2 separate regions of the Homo sapiens genome follow, and region 1 is linked to region 2. Evidence: read pairs that join two places in POLR2A ChIA-PET (ENCODE). Cell type or tissue: MCF 10A. All regions are shown on one strand. Each heading gives the region's core, and the rest is flanking DNA. Links, peaks and the distances in the headings are about the cores only.

Evidence for each region. ChIA-PET counts read pairs that join two places held together with the same protein. Peaks named below come from ENCODE experiments on the same cell type or tissue, not always from the same donor. Only the 100,000 strongest peaks of a DNase experiment are listed, where the experiment ranks them.
Region 1: POLR2A ChIA-PET joins it to region 2 with 5 read pairs; 7 of 35 experiments call an interaction of 5 or more read pairs at or near these places.

Annotation. Positions count from the first base shown.
Region 1 is chr2:207,554,745-207,559,142 of GRCh38, forward strand. It overlaps CREB1 (cAMP responsive element binding protein 1), which reads left to right. Exons shown (of 8, transcript NM_004379.5): 2 at 884-1,005. The coding sequence starts at 892. Among named protein-coding and RNA genes, the nearest start is that of CREB1, 27 kb to the left of the region's middle. In MCF 10A, for the core only: no CTCF peak of the experiment used is centred there; DNase peaks (open chromatin) are centred at 2,337 and 3,587.
Region 2 is chr2:207,630,383-207,634,780 of GRCh38, forward strand. No RefSeq gene overlaps it. Among named protein-coding and RNA genes, the nearest start is that of METTL21A, 7.2 kb to the left of the region's middle. In MCF 10A, for the core only: no CTCF peak of the experiment used is centred there; DNase peaks (open chromatin) are centred at 2,549 and 2,999.

The DNA of each region.
Region 1 (4,398 bases), core at 334-4,333, 75 kb before region 2:
AATATATAAATAAAAGATTTCTCTGTGTGTGGATGTATGTGTACAGTATAGTGTTGCATGCTATACATGGGGTGAGGTATCAGAATGCTTTTTCAGTGTTTGGCACCTCTAATTTGGCTCTGTGGCCATTTATTCCACCTTTCTACCTTGAAATTCCACAACTTGGGCTCTTGAAATTACCTGGTATGGTGCAATGCACGTGTATTCTCAGCTACTCCAGAGGCTGAGGCGGGAGGATCACTTGAGCCCAGGAGTTTGAGGTTGAGATTGAGATGAACTGTGAGAACATGCTACTGCACTCCAGTCTGGGCAACAGAGCAAGACCTCATCTCTAAAAAATTTTGGGCTTGAAACGGGCTGATTTTGTCCTACCACTAGTAATCACTTTTAGAAGTAGCTTACAATTGCTGTTTCTTCCTTCTTATGGGGGGAAATACCCTTATAGGAGGTATTATGAAGCCAATATCTAATAAACTCTGTCATCATTAGCTCACTTCCACTCTTCTGCCATCTCTCTGTACCTGATTAGTATAGTTTTGAAAAATTATAATTTTGCTACCACTGCACCTCTCCTTGTTAGTAGGGGAGATTTATGTAAGAGAAGAATCTTTTATTTCTAGACAAGGTAATATCCCATTGGGAAGAAACAGCCAAGGGAGAAGAAATGTTTTTTTCTTCTTTGAAGGGACTAGAACTTTTATAGCTCAGCAAATTTGAATAAGTTTGATGGTAATTCAGCTACATTATATTTTAGCTAGATTTCTGAGTTCATTTGGTAACCTAACCACCACATATATACCTATTTATAACTTGAAATTTGCCTTTAAAGTCACGAAAGCACAAAGCACTGTGGTGCTTGTAACACTCTTCCATATTATTATAGGTAACTAAATGACCATGGAATCTGGAGCCGAGAACCAGCAGAGTGGAGATGCAGCTGTAACAGAAGCTGAAAACCAACAAATGACAGTTCAAGCCCAGCCACAGATTGCCACATTAGCCCAGGTATAAAATACATGGAGAGATTCCAGTTTGTGTCTCTTCCTAGAGGAATACGTTTCCAAGAGAATTTAGTTGTTATTACATAGATATACATAGAATGAGCAGAGATACTCTTACAATATCAAAATTCCTATTTACTTAGTATTAGAGTATATTTAGAAATGATAGTATTAATTCAATAACAGTAAAATGTATTATTAAACAATAATACAGTATTTTTAGTGAAATGATCCAGAAATAATTACATTTTAAACTTATGGGTAAATGGTGCTCTCAGATAAGGGAAGAAAACCTTGGCTATGTATGACAACTGCTTTTTTTATTTTTTTAATATGACACAGATTTATTTTTTAACAGTGGGAATGCAGATAATATGAAAGCCTAAGTTTATATAACTAAACTAAAAATTAGGATAAGCAAATAAATTGACATGTAAGGAAATTTTAAGGATGATAGCAGTTTTTGTTTCCTGTATATTTTAAATATAATTTCTGATTCTTTCATTTCATCTTTCTCTTTAACATCCTATCTTTAAGAATATTTTCTCTCATTCTTATGTTTTTGTTTGCATGCATTCTCCTCAACTATTTTATTAACAGCTGTTTACATAGATAGGAATGAGAAAGGTGGTTAACTTAAAAAACAAATAGCAGATACAGACCTGCTAGGTAATAGTGTGATACCGTCTCTTTCAGATGAAGGTTCCCAGGAGAATATAATCCTAGCAGAAGCTCTGATATATGTAGCTTCAGTTTCTCCAAGAGTTTAAAAGTTCCTAGAGAAGTCACCTAGCAAGAATGAATCATGGGAAATAGAGGACTCACCACACTTGGGTGTCTGGCTGAGGTAGTGTGAGCCAGATACTGGATTTCCAGCAAGAATATAGTCAGAAGGAGTGAGCTGTTCTGTGTTTTCTCCTAAGACCACCAGGGTTTACCTCCAGCCTTCAGGAATAAGACAAAGCCAAATACATCTAATGTACTCATACGAGGCAGGCTGCAGGATTGAAGGGGAGAGAGCCAGGACTTCCATCAATATAGGGTCAACAGATAAGAATCTGGGCTCATCTGTATATTTTGCCCTTTAGAAAGAGGAAGACACAATGCTAGGCCGGGCGCTGTGGCTCACGCCTATAATCCAAACACTTTAGGAGGCTGAGGCGAGCGAATCACTTGAGGTCAGGAGTTCAAGACGAGCCTGGCCAACATGGTGAAACCCCATCTCTACTAAAAATACAAAAATTAACCAGGCGTGGTAGCACACACCTGTAAATCCAGCGACCTTAGAAGGCTGAGGGAGGAGAATTGCTTAAGTCCGGGAGGCAGAGGTTGCAGTGAACTGAGATTGCGCCACTGCATTCCAGCCGGGGTGACAGAACAAGATTCCCTCTCAAAAAAAAAAAGAAGATGCAATGCCAGCAGGCTTCTTTATGATGATAGCCCTTAACACATCTTATCTCTGGAGTCACACTATTTTGTCCAGTCTGGTTGTCCCCAGAGTAGGCTGTATTGTGTCATCCTGGGAATTCCTTTCTCCCTACTTCCATTTTCTCACAGTTTGTGTTTTTGATATGGTAAAGCATGTTTTTCAGTGGTTTTATGAGAAAGAAAGGTTGGCTGAGTAAAGATAGCATGTTATAAAAATTGAATGTATGGGCCGGGTGTGATGGCTCACACCTATAATCCCCACACTTTGGGAGGCCGAGGCAGGCGGATCACGAGGTTAGGAGATTGAGACCATCCTGGCTAACACAGTGAAGCCCGTCTCTACTAAAAATACAAAAAAATTAGCTGGGTGTGGTTATGGGCTCCTGTAGTCCCAGCTACTCGGGAGGCTGAGGCAGGAGAATGTCATGAACCCGAGACCGCACCACTGCACTCCAGCCTGGGTGACAGAGCGAGACTCCATCTCAAAAAGTAAATAAATACAAATAAAAATTGAATGTACATGTGCCTTAACATCTAGAAGATGTACAACAAAAATATTAAAAGTGATTAGCTATGGGTGATAGGAATATAAAGGGTTTTTATTTTATTTTTTATATCTGTATTTTATAAATTTATAATGAGAGGAGCCATTATATAAAATTATTAGTGTAGAAAAGGGATTATTCATTGAGTTAGCTAGGTATATTTTCCCTAGAGAAGACTCAGGAAAGAGAACATAGTAATTGCTTCAAATATTACAAGAGCATTTATATGGAATTGAGATGAGATACTCTGAATAAGGTTATGGTTCTCAAACTTCAGTGTACGGGAAAGTATGATTGGGTTCCTGTTAGAGTTGACTTTACAGAGTATCCTGTGTGACTCTAATGAAGCTATTCCATGGACCACATTTTGAGAATCAAATAAAACTAAGCAAGATTTATAGTGGCCAGAGAGAAAGTGATTAATAAGTAAGGACTTTATTACTATCCAGAGATGGAAGCTTCTGGTTTTACCCTATATGCCAAAGACACTGTCTTTATAGGGATCTTCCCCCCAGGCTTCACAGTCACATATTTCGCTGCCTGCTAAAATAAACATCTCTACAAATTCAGATGTCAGAGTAGTTTCATCATCTTCCATTACAACCCCAGTCACCCAAAAGCCTATCCTTACTTCTTGCATTCTCTTTTTCAATTAAGGACAGTCTGCCAATTCTCTTTCAGACATGAAACATTGGGTCATCTGCAGTTCCTCTCTCACCTCTTTTAACTATTCATAAAGCCCTTTCTGGACTGCTTCCAAATTTTCATAAAATCACTTCCCTCGTTCCCATCTCTACTACTACTAACTGCCCTCTTTTTGGCCTTCATCATCTTTCCTTAACTACTTCATGGGCTTTCTTCGTTGGTCTCCCCACCACCAGTTTTCCCCCTGAAATATATATCTTTCACACTGCCACTAAAGTGATTTTTTTTTTTTTTTTTTGAGATGGAGTTTTGTTCTTATTGCCCAGGCTGGAGTGCAATGGCGCGATCTCGGCTCACTGCAACCTCTGCCCCCTGGGTTTAAGCAGTTCTGCTTCAGCCTCCCAAGTAGCTGGGATTACAGGCACCTGCCACCATACCTGGCTAATTTTTTGTATTTTTAGTAGAGATGGGGTTTCACCATGTTGGCCAGGCTGGTCTCGAACTCTAGACCTCAGATGATCCACCCGCCTCGGCCTCCCAAAGTGCTGGGATTACAGGCGTGAGCCACATTGCCCGGCCTAAAGTGATCTATCTAAAAGCAAACATCACCATGGTATTCAGGAGTTCAAAAGCCCTTCAGTGGCTTCTGCAATACCCTCAGGATAAAATGCAGTTTCTCTGAGGTGACATAATACAGGCTTTTTGTGACTAGCACATCTAGCCCCACCTGCCTCTGTTGTTTTCTCTCTCCCTACTTCATACATCATACAGTAACACAC
Region 2 (4,398 bases), core at 120-4,119:
CCACCTGGATCCAGCTGTCCTGGAATTTTCAGTTATTTGAGCCATTAAATTCCCTAATTAGCTTAAGCTGTCATTTGAGCAGCTTTTTTTTTTTTTTTCCATATCCTGAAGAAGAAAAACAATCCTAATACATTCAGTCTGGGCCGGTCCCTTGAGCAAAGGAGAGATATAAAGCCATGCCTGTATGGGGCCATCTTCACTGTGCGGTATAGATGGAGAAACCATTCTACAGAGAGCAGTCACCAGCAGAAACTTGGGGCTGAGCTGCCAGCTGCCGTTTTCCTGATGCCTCTCTTGTCCTGAGCCCTTCCTGGCTGCACCTGGGTTCTCAGGTCCCATGGGAACCCAGGGTAACCAGACAAGACATTTTCCTTTCTTGATTAAGCTCGCTGGAGTGCCTGTGACATACATACAGCCAGAGTCCCAGTGAAAAGGATGTTTTTTGTTTTTAGGAAGTGATGTAGACAGAATATAAACATTCTGTAAGTTCCTCAGACCTATTCAATGTTATAATATAGGTAGTATTAAAAGTGTTCTTCAAAAAATTTAAAGAAATTGAGGCCAGGCGCGGTGGCTCACGCCTGTAATCCCAGCACTTTGGGAGGCTGAGGCGGGCGGATCACGAGGTCAGGAGATCGAGACCATCCTGGCTAAAACGGTGAAACCCCATCTCTACTAAAAATACAAAAAATTAGCCGGGCATGGTGGCGGGCGCCTGTGGTTCCAGCTAGTCGGGAGTATGGGGCAGGAGAATGGCATGAACCCGGGAGGCAGAGCTTGCAGTGAGCCGAGATCGCGCCACTGCACACCAGCCTGGGCGACAGAGTGAGACTCCGTCTCAAAAAAAAAAAAAAAAAGGGAAAAAGAAATTGAAGACCAGGCACTATGACTCACGTCTGTAATCCCAGCACTTTGGGAGGCTGAGGCAGGTGGATCACCTGAGGTCAGGAGTTCGAGACCAGCCTGGCCAACATGGTGAAACCCCATCTCTACTGAAAATGCAAAGAATAACCGGTCGTGGTGGTGCACCACTGTAATCCCAGCTACTCAGGATGCTGAGGTAGAAGAATTGCTTCAACCCGGGAGGCGGAGAATGCAGTGAGCCGAGATTGCACCCTCGCACGCCATCTTGGGCAGCAGAGCAAGACCTCATCTCAAAAAAAAAAAAAAAAAAGAAATTGAGACAGAATTTTTAAAGATTTTTTTTTCTTTTTAGAGATGGTGTCTCACTGTGTTGCCCAGGCTGGTCTTGAATTCCTACACTCAAGTGATCCACCCACCTCAGCCTCCCAAAGCACAAGCACGAGCCACCGTGCCTAGCCTAAAATATTTTTTTTTTTTAACTGAGATCCTTAATTGCTGTACACTAGAGATTAAACTGATAGCAGAAAACACATTTCCTTGCACTGTCTAACCCAGCAGCAGTTCTCACATTTTTTGGTCTCAGGATCTATTACACTCCTTAAAATTATTAAGGACTCCCAAGAACCATTCATATTTATTGTGTTAGAAATGTTAAGTTTTAAGAAGTTAAAACTTAAAATAATAAACTATTTGTTATTTTATGTAAAGGTAGCAGCCATACCTCCATTATGGATTAACATCACAGCAGTGACATCCTCACATATCAGGGAACCCCTGGAAAACTTCACAGTATACTCATGGGAGAATGAGAACGAAAAGGGCAAATAACATCTTAGTATTATTACGAAAATAGTTGCAATCTCATAGATGCTGTAGAGAGGTGTTAGAGTTTCCCAGAAACTGCAGACCATATTTTGAGAACCACTAGTCTACACTGCTTCTTAGCCTTCTTGGCAAAACTATCTTTTGTCTGAGTTACTGTTGTTCAAGGACTAAATAATAAGAATACTTATAACACTGACTTCCTATCACTGACTGTAAATATACAACTGATACATTATCAGTTTTCTTGTTATCTTTAACGTGAAAGCAGTATAGAGAGAGTGTGTTCAAAGTGGGCTTTGGAGGCTGGTGTCCTGGATTCTAACCTCAGTGCTTAGCTGGGTGACCGTGGGTGAGTCACCTAGCCTTTCTGAGCCTCAATGTCCTATCTGTAAAATGATCATTATATTACTATTTATCTTTGCTGTGAAAATTAAGTGAATTCATCTGTTCTTCAAAAGTGGAGAAAGAAAATAAAGTAAAATTTTTATTAGAAAAAAAAAACAAAAACTGGCTGGACGCGGTGGCTCACGCCTTTAATCCCAGCAATTTGGAAGGTCAAGGTAGCCGGATCACTTGAGCCTAGGAATTCGAGGCTGCAGTGAGCTATGATCGCACCACTGCACTCTAGCCTGGGTGACAGAGTGAGGCCCTATCTCAAAAAAAAAAAAAATCAATGTAGAAGAAAACTAGTTTTTCACCCCTCCTTCGAAATAACTTGAGGCCATTTGCTCATATGCCTGGGTCCTGGCCAGTATGATGTGGGCCGTAATGTCCCTGCCTAAAAGCCCTTTCTTCCCCATCTGCACACCCTCAGAGGTGGGCAAACTGGAGAAGCTGGATCCCTGAGTCATTGCTTAGAGGAGAGTTGCTCAACTCACAGTGGATTGTGACATGAGCAAGAAATCAATCTTTGTCATGTTAACCACTGACATTTGGAATTTATTCACTATTGTAGCATATAGCCTATCTCCATTAATACACAAGGGCAGGCCATTTGAGCTGGGGAAAGGAGAGGGCTCTGAAGAGGTGACATTTAAATGGAAATTTAAAAGAGTAGAAGAAAACAGCCACTTGAAGAGCCAAGGGAATGGCATTTCAAGCAAGGGAACAGAAACTGCAAAAGCCCCCAGGCAGAAGAAACTGTCAACTGACCAGCCAGGAGCAAGGGGTAAGTGGCACAAGATAACTCTTAAGATTAAGTCAAACAGAAGAATGAAAGCTTTGAACTACCCAAACTCCACTAACAACTTACACCCTGCAGGAGAGGTATTTTTGCATCATCACTACACAACTCTCTGTGTGAGTCACAGACCCTGGGTGCCCTCAAGGGTGAGGCTGGCTGCCCTGAAGACACTACCATACAGCTAAGGAGTTGGCTTAAGGATATTCAAAAAGCCTTAAGGAATAAAGCTCCAGCTGGTGCTAAAGAAAGACAACCATAGACAGAGTCTTGGTATAACTGTGTTCACCACTGTCTTTTTTAAGTTCTTGTCTAGCTTCTCAGTATTTCCGTAAGACCTGACTGCAGAGAGAAAAAACAAGACAACTGCTCAGCGCTACCTTGAGGGAATATGCAGCATAAATAGCTACATTTGGATTTTTCATTTTGCTGATGAAATCGCATTTTTGATCACAGCTCCTGGACAACTGCAGCCATGCCTGATGCTCTTGTTCTACAACAAAATAGAAGCAGCAGCTAGGGGAGAAGTTTCCAGACTTGTGTTCTGTTGGGTTTTAGAGTCACATCTGTGGCTTTCAGCTGGAAACGGCTGGACAACTATTTGTTGAATGAATGAATGAATGAATGAATGAATGAATGTTACAATACATCACATCAAATTATTGCCCACCTCACTCCAAAAGTGTTTAAATGCGAATTCAACTTATTAGATACCTTTGAGTTAATGATGCTGAAGAATTTGTAGTTACTTTCATTATTTGTGTTTCATTAACCTAGGGTTCAATAATATTCCCAGGTATAGTACATGTTTGGGTAAGAAGCTATTGACTGTCTTATCTTTTGATGATTCCAAGAAAAGGTATGAAGCCATTTGCCTTTTCATAATTTATAGGTTAATTTGTGTGTAATTAGAAAAGCAGGTACATTTTAAGTAAGTCAAACCAAAAGACAACATCAAGAAGAGAATAGTAAATAGTCAAGTGAAAGTGCTAGCTTGTAATTCCAAGAGCTCATGTATTTGAGCAGTGCCTCTTCCCAGGTGACACAGGGCATTTTGAGTTCAGGTTTTCCTGGTGGTATGTACAGGAGTGGGAGCGGAGTTACATGCTAATGTGACCAGAGAGGATGCAGTGCTGAGGATCCAGGGCAGGATGGAGGCAGTGTCCCCGACTGGCAGCCTCCAAAAAGCCTTGACCTACAGATGTGTTTTGTGTGTCCCATGCAGACTTGGCTCTCATGGTGTTTTGTTTTTTAGTTTAGTGTCAATATTTGAAAGTAAGGAGATGTATCTTAGTCCATTTTGTGCTGCTATAGAAGAATTACCGGCTGGGCGAGGTGGCTCACGCCTGTAATCCCAACACTTTGGGAGGCCAAGGCGGGCAGATCACGAGGTCAAGAGTTTGAGACCAGCCTGACCAACATAGTGAAACCCTGTCTCTACTAAAAATACAAAAATTAGCTGGGCATAGTGGCGTGCACCTGTAATCCCAGCTACTTCGGAGGCTGGGGCAGGAGAATCACTTGAACTC